3 separate regions of the Mus musculus genome follow, and regions 1 and 3 are each linked to region 2. Evidence: chromatin loops called from intact Hi-C (ENCODE). Cell type or tissue: left cerebral cortex. All regions are shown on one strand.

The links. A loop is a pair of places that touch in the nucleus more often than their neighbours do. Peaks named below come from ENCODE experiments on the same cell type or tissue, not always from the same donor. Only the 100,000 strongest peaks of a DNase experiment are listed, where the experiment ranks them.
Region 1: a loop joins it to region 2, with 9 times the contacts of the local background. A loop is called at or near these places in 2 of 42 quality-filtered maps.
Region 3: a loop joins it to region 2, with 11 times the contacts of the local background. A loop is called at or near these places in 3 of 42 quality-filtered maps.

Annotation. Positions count from the first base shown.
Region 1 is chr12:89,652,001-89,654,500 of GRCm38, reverse strand. The region is part of intron 14 of Nrxn3 (neurexin III); the gene reads right to left. Among named protein-coding and RNA genes, the nearest start is that of Gm40537, 680 kb to the right of the region's middle. In left cerebral cortex, a CTCF peak has its summit at 952; DNase peaks (open chromatin) are centred at 1,101, 1,659 and 2,423; H3K27ac peaks cover 271 bases.
Region 2 is chr12:89,722,996-89,725,495 of GRCm38, reverse strand. The region is part of intron 14 of Nrxn3 (neurexin III); the gene reads right to left. Among named protein-coding and RNA genes, the nearest start is that of Gm40538, 680 kb to the left of the region's middle. In left cerebral cortex, no CTCF peak of the experiment used is centred here; DNase peaks (open chromatin) are centred at 250 and 1,263.
Region 3 is chr12:89,787,651-89,790,150 of GRCm38, reverse strand. The region is part of intron 14 of Nrxn3 (neurexin III); the gene reads right to left. Among named protein-coding and RNA genes, the nearest start is that of Gm40538, 620 kb to the left of the region's middle. In left cerebral cortex, no CTCF peak of the experiment used is centred here; a DNase peak (open chromatin) is centred at 1,174.

The DNA.
Region 1 (2,500 bases), 71 kb after region 2:
CAGAATCGCTGCTCTATCAGTACAGAAACTCACTGAGACGTACATGCTTAAGGCCTGAACAAGTGCTTATTGTCCAGTAATAGTTTAGTTGTTTGACTTTTTTATTTGCAAGTTCTTTATAATAAGTTTATCTTCATTAAAATAATTAAGTATGCCAATATCTTTACCTAAGTTAGTTTAGGAGAAAAAATGTTTCTCCATCACATTTTAAAAATGCATCCCCTTATATTACTTGCTAACCCATACTTTAGTCTACATAGAACCATTTATCACTATTGACATAACCATTTATTTATTCTCAGAAGTATCTTGACGTAAATTATTAATTCTATGGTCACTCTGCTCATCCTGGATTCTTTTTAGGATGCTTTTTTTTGTCTAGCTCATGCACAAGTTGTTATTCACCTGTATTTCCTCAAGTCTCCTGTCCTTGTACAGTGAGGGAATCTGGGTCTGGGATGAACTTCAATAAATACATACAAATTATAGGAAAATGATCCAGACAAATTAGTAAGCTCCACTTAGACATTCACATGTGATATAGAAAGTACCAGAAACTTTCAGGTGATTCTATCCATGCCAAACATTATATATTATATGGTAGTCTATCTCACACCATTGTACCTGTTAATTAATAGTATTTTTATATTTCTCCAATGTTTAGTATATTGGACTGTGCTCATAAAGATGGGCATGCCCCCAAGGTTTTGCATAATGACTGCTTATGCTAATTATTATGGGAAACCCCCCTCTGTAACTGCTGACGATCATTTTAATTTTGACGTTGGGCTATAAAGGCCTCTCTGTTGGCATTTAGGCCAGAGGTTGTCATGAGACTTCCTAAAATTGTTTTCTCCCATTCAAGAGCCAGAAACATACAAGGAACTCTGCCTCCTTTTACTCTTGAACATCAACTTGTGAAGCCATCTGAACAGCAGGAGGCAGGCTGTCTCCTAAGCAGTCAGGAATCCCAGCTACACACTGTAGATGACAATCTGATAGGCTTATTCTAGGCACCACCTTCGTATCCAGAAATATCAATGGAGAACACTCTCCTGAGATCCAAAGCCTCAACAGCTCAGAGCTTATCATACATTTTCAACTTGACTCAAATACAAGCAACTTAAATTAGAGAAAAGATCTAAATAGGCCAGAGTCAACAGCATTACAAGAAAGCTGGGGTAGGGTGAGAATGTGTGGGAAGATCCATAGCATGCCCAGAGCCAGAGCTATGCATGCGCTCTTTTCCTTTCCTAGGAAACCACCCCAATGGGGAAGAAAATAAAACTCTCCCCTTATTGCCAAGCAATGATATGCATTGCTGCTAATTAGAGAAGAAAGTGCAGCCAAGCTTCAAACAAAACAAAACTGCTAAGTAAACACTTTTCAGAAGCATATGCAATAAAGTATGGATTTTTAAAGGGGCCATGGGTATAAATTTAAAACAAAGAGAAAGACAAAAAAATAAATAAATAAAACAAAGAGAAAGGGATGCAGTTTCATTTTTAAAATCAAATTTATTGAGATTTTCCTCACACCACATACCTGAGACCATCTTAGAACACAGACCAGAATGTCTGGGTGATTTAATTCAGTAGTAGTAAAATTACTTGTATACCAAGTGAAGTAGGTGTTTTAGGGCATCCTCTTCTTACATGACTCTGCTAAGGATTCCTTTTTTTCTATTTTATGAGTATGGGTTCCCTTGCTGGCCCAGGAGAGCTGTCCAAAGCTGGGATGGGAGGTAGAGACAGACAACGTGTAGGGGTATCCATTTTTGAGAGGCAGCTATAGTAGAATAACACACATCCAAACGATTTGCTGAGCAGTTGTAATGAATCTGCATGTGTACTATTTATTTGCTCCCCACGGCATTTTTATATATAGTGCCTAACATGAAATATAAGCTAAAAAATCCTAAATGTTAGCACATGGCTAGGTGTTATACTGATTAGAGGGGGACATCACAAAAATAATGTGAATAAGTTTTACCTTTTCAAGGGAAAAATGACACCCTGAGATAACTGAGCTTACTTTTTCAATATTAAACGGTCCCTAGAAGCTCATATGTTAAAAGTCTTAGTTGTCAGTCTGATGGCGTTAAGAGGCGGTAGACGTTTTAGGGGGGTAGAACTGAAAGGATGTTAGATCATGTTTCCACCTTATAACTTGATTATCTCAGGCTTTTTGTCCCAGTGTTGGAAAGCTGACCATCACACCCGGTGGGAAAAAATTATTCATCCCTGGCACTTCTGCCGATGTGCAGTTTTAGAAGTAAGAGGAGAACAATACCAGAGTCACAAGTCCAGTAAGGAAATGCTTTTAGTTTGCACAGTTCAGTCACAATTTACTCACTTAGCAAATCTGGCCTTTTTTGCTTTGGAATTACATACTCATCAACAGAGTTTACATAATCAGCACTCCTTTCCTGGAGCTTGATGCAGTCATTCATGGCTCTATGAAGCTTCCTCTAGGTTGGCTGTGCCCATGAGGAAGCAGG
Region 2 (2,500 bases):
CCTAAGAAATAAGCTCTGTGTTTAATTACAGGTAGTTATATTATTTTCACATTCAATCTTACTCATGTGACAGAGCCATGTTCTTTATGTGTCCTTTCAGGAGTCGCCTCTGTCCCTATTATTTGGAAGTGTATGAGAGATGCAGGTTATCCTCCCTGCACCGACCACATCAGGAACCCTGAGCAGGACACAGGATGGATGGAGCCTACTGGCTGATACCAAAGTAGCCCATGCTAAATCTCTTTCCTCCCCCACCCCATTCTCCATCACAGACTGTAATGTACCAGGCTGGTTTTAGTAGCAACACTTTTTGGAAATGGCAAACTGTTCTTCAAGGAACACATCCACCTCAATATTTTATTTTTATAATGTTTCATGGATTTTTATCTTAATGTTTACACATTTCAATTTGGCTCAATTTCTGTAGCATTTTGCATCATTGTGTGCTGTTGCTATTGGGTGTTTGCTCTTCCATTGTGTCTTTTAATGCCCATGCATTGATGTTAAAGAAGTGGATTGGGTGAAGTTACATTCTGTGATTAGTGAGTTAGGGATTAAATAGCAGAGAGCTCAGATCGTTATCCTTTATCTTATCCCTTACGATGTTCCTGTATAAGCACACTCAGTTCAATCCTAGCTACTTTAAAAGTCAACACTAACAATGGAAAACAAACTCCATCTACCACAAATGTGAAAGCAAACAATACTATTTTACTCTCATTTTTGTTGTTACCATTAAGCAATTTAAGATCCAAATGGTTCTGCAGAAATCTCCCACTTCTCCAATGCTCCCTGGTGCCTCTTCAAATGCAAATAGACCTTACAAAGATACCTCCTGAGAGTCCCTTCTTCCCCATGAAACAATTTGCTCATAAATTAGGTGTAAACAATCCCTCAGAAACCCTGGATTGCAGCACTCAGTACCCAGTTTGTTTAGGGAAGATATATATATATATATATATATATATATATATATATATATATTCCTTCATATTCATTAAAATTAATTTGTGCATTTTCTAACAAAATCTTATCTAAGCATTTTAGCTGTGAAACTAACTAGCTAAATATCCCCAGCCCTCCCCACCTTTCAAGAGATTATTTATTTTCTCTTTGGGCTGATAAAGTTCTGATGGCACATTTTCTAATTTTAAAAAACATTTTCATTTCACACTTCTGAAAAACTTGCAGTCAGGAGCGAGCGGGTGGGTCTGCTTGAAGTGTGATTCACACCCTAGGCTCTCCTTCCCCAACAGCTCATGCATATTTATAAAGCCAACCAGACTTCAGGTTTTAAACATGCCCAAGGAAGAGACTATTTTAGAGGAGCCTAAATAAGTGCGCTGTGGCTATGCAGCACTTTGTGTCCAAAATATCCCTCCTATTTACAAATGTTAACCCATACTTTCTAAAGATAAAAGGCAAGAAACTCTCCTTACCTCTATCACATCTATAAAATCCTTACTCACAACACTGTTCTTGGGGCTGGAGAGATGGCTCAGTGGTTTAGAGCACTTGTTCCTGAAGAGGACCTACAACTGATTCCCAGTGCCCACATGGTGGCTCACAACCATTCATAATTCCAGGGGTCAATGCCCTATTCTGACTTCTGAAGATACATGGTAGGCATGGGCTATGCAGGCATAAATGCAGATACAACATTCATTCGTCGACATGAAATAAACTAAGTAAATCTAAAAATAATTTTAAAGAACGTCCCTGGAGATATCTAAATAGTTTCTAAAATAGGCGATAAAATAGGAAATCTACTTAAAATAGGAAAATTGTTTCCCATTTTCCAAATGCATCATATTTCTCCTTTCCCTTACTAGAGTCGCCATTCAGTCATTCACATGCTCATTGGACAGTTTAGAGGCACCATTACAAAGATCCTATGATAAAGCAAAGGGTCAGTAAATAAGAATCATTGGGAAAAGGGCCACACATGATAAATAATCAGAATAACGAAGTCGTGAGTGTTTAATACTTTTCTAGATAGGCTTAATGAAAAACATGCCAAGAACAGTGACTCTTTAACCAAACTTGGAAGTCTAGAGCCTATATAAACAGGCCAGGACTGGCATTTCAGTGGAAGCAAGAAACAACCTTGTGTCTAGAGACCCAGACTATCACAATGCACTAGAAAACAGCAAATGTCCCCTTGATGGCTGGAGTGTTGACTGCGCAGTGCAAAGGGTGGGGCTCAGACTGACTAGAAGAGTAGAGACGCAGGGAGACGCAGCTACATCCCTCTCCATAGAGGAGAGGCATCATGCTAGAAACCGGTAGTGTGTGCTTCCCTAAACCTCACTCGACGTAAGGAAGCACCAACCAGATACAGAGCCCCTTTCGATGATAAAATAACTGGAAATCCTAGGAGAAATCATACTTGCATTTAACTGCTCACAAGCGAGATGGGTTCTGGCAAAAGACAAAACACTCGGCTAAATACTACAGTTAATGGCCCTTCGCCTTATAACAGGTTTGATTTTTATGGCCA
Region 3 (2,500 bases), 65 kb before region 2:
CAAATGCATACACCTACAGCCAAACAGTGGATGGAGCTTGGGGACTCTTAAGGAAAAATAGAAGGAAGAATTGCCAACACCAAATGGGGATAGGAACTCCATAGGAAGACTAACAGAACCAACTAACGCACACTGGGGCTCTCAGAGAGTGAACCACCAACCAAAGCATATGCAGACTGGACCTAGGCCTCCCTGCACATATGTAGCAGATGTGTGGCTTGTTCTTCATGTGGGTCCTGAACAACTGGAGCAGGGGCTAGCCCAAAAGCTGTTGCCTGTCCTCGGATATGTTCTTCTAACTGGGCTGCCTTGTCTGGCCTCAGTGGAAGAGGATGTACCTAGACCTGCAGAAACTTGATGTGTCAGAAGAGAAGGGGTGCTGGAAATGGGGGAAGAATTGTGGGAGGAGGTGACCAGGAAGAGGAACAGTGAGTGGGATGTAAAATGAATAAATAAATTTAAATAGATAAATAAGTAAATTTAAAACAAGAATTCTTTTCAATGGCTTTCTGTTTAGGCTGCTACTTTTCAGGGGCGGGCTGGGGAGACATAGGGGTTGTCACAGAATTCTTCCACATCTCTCTTTCTCAATTATCCATCTGCAATCATCAGTATCACTGTAAAAGCAGCTTCTGTGCTCTTTACAGTAAGTGAGAACGTAGATTATGTACTGTTTCAAAGTATTATTCTTTCTATATATAGCTCATGGTTTTGAAGAGCACATTTAAACATTTGGAGATAAACACTGGATATAAAGTAGAATAATTAGCATGTTATCTCACTTTTTATCAGGTTTAAGATTTTATTTTTTATTCACTCCTTTTAAGTTAACAACTTACAGTAACTAAAATTACGTCCAGTTTATATAAACTGGGACTTTGAAAACCTACTTATCACAAGGCTTAAAGAGATTAACTGGCAGAATTTGAACCCAATCCCTTTGGCTCTGGATCTTACCCTAGATCAAATATTGGCTTTCAATCATAAACTATAAAATATCAGGTGTGTTAAGCAATCTGTATGGGTAAGCTATGATTAGCTAATATTATTACTTGGTACTAGGAGTATCTGACTGGTTTAGGAAAAGGGTCAGACTACCTCCCGAATTCTCTGGCAAATTCATTTCTAGTAGTACAGAGACTGGCAACAGTGTAGGACCAGATGGCCTATGATTTTGTGATTGTTTCTGTGCCAAGCGTTTTGTAAGACTAAAGAAGTCGAGTTGAATTTTCAAAACAGAGTAAAGAAATCAAGGAAAGCATCCAGCAAGAAGAAATAACTGAGTTTTGTTTTAGTTTCTTCTGCTTCAGTGATAAAATATTCTCATGAAAGCAAGTTAAAGGATAAAGGGTTTATTCTAGTTCACAGCTTAAGTATATGTAGTTTATTACTGCAGGCAAGTCAAGGAGGTAGGAACTGGGAGGAATGTGTCACTATGTGTACAAAATTATGAACATAGAGCAATGGATACACATTGCTATTCACTGTCTTTTCTCCATTGATAAAAAAAGTCCAGGATCCCATACACAGAAGGGTGCCATCTACAGAAGGTCTTCCTATCTCAAGTAACACAACCAAGATAAACTTCCTCAGGAAAGCCCATGGGCTTATCTCCCAGGTGATTTTAGATTCTCATAAATTGACAATTAACATTAAACAACATAATTTGCATCATGAAATAGATGGTTGTGGAAAAGAAGAAAGCTATTATTCTTTCAGTGAGAAAGGTCTTAAATCAGCTGTCCTCCTGAGGCATCCTGGGAATTATTTTATCATGTAAAAATAAATGAAGTGAAAGAAGGGTTGGTAACAAAGAGGAAAAGGGGAGGAATAACAAAGAAAGAAGAAGAGAAGAGAGGGGAGGAGAGGAGAAGAGAGGAGAGAAGAAGAGAGGAAGGAGAGAAATGGGAAGAGGTAATCTTTGAGAGTAGTAGCCAGTTTTCCTCTGAGGTACACCTCTGAGCCTAAAATACAAGCCAACTTTTTCTCCTTATAGGTCTTCACCCTCCATCTGATTTGATGGCAGTCAGAGTGGTCTGAAGCTAACATGCTAATAAACTTGGCTTGGGAGAAGAGCCCAACAGAAAGGCGGTTTAGGCCTTGGCCTGAGAATATGGCTCTCTGCTATTCAGTACAAAATATATGAGCATTGTATTTACATCATTCTTATATTTCCCTATACCCCATCCAAGTCCTCCAACCCTGCCTCTGCTTTCTCTCAAGTTCATGACCTACTGAGTTTATTTAGTGTTGCTTGTACACGTCTGTGTTTAGGGCTGACAACTTGGGAATAAATAACCCATCCAGGGGGCCTGTCCATGGACAAAACTGACTCTTAGCAGCCACAGATTATCTATAGTTCTTTGTCTTGGAATGTGGCCTTGTAACATTTGCTCTGTCCATTTCAGGATGCTGACTGCTCTTTTCCTAATTCAAGACTTGTTTGGGCAACCATATTGTTGAGATCTCTTGGGTGCAGCTTCCCTGTCATGACTAGAAG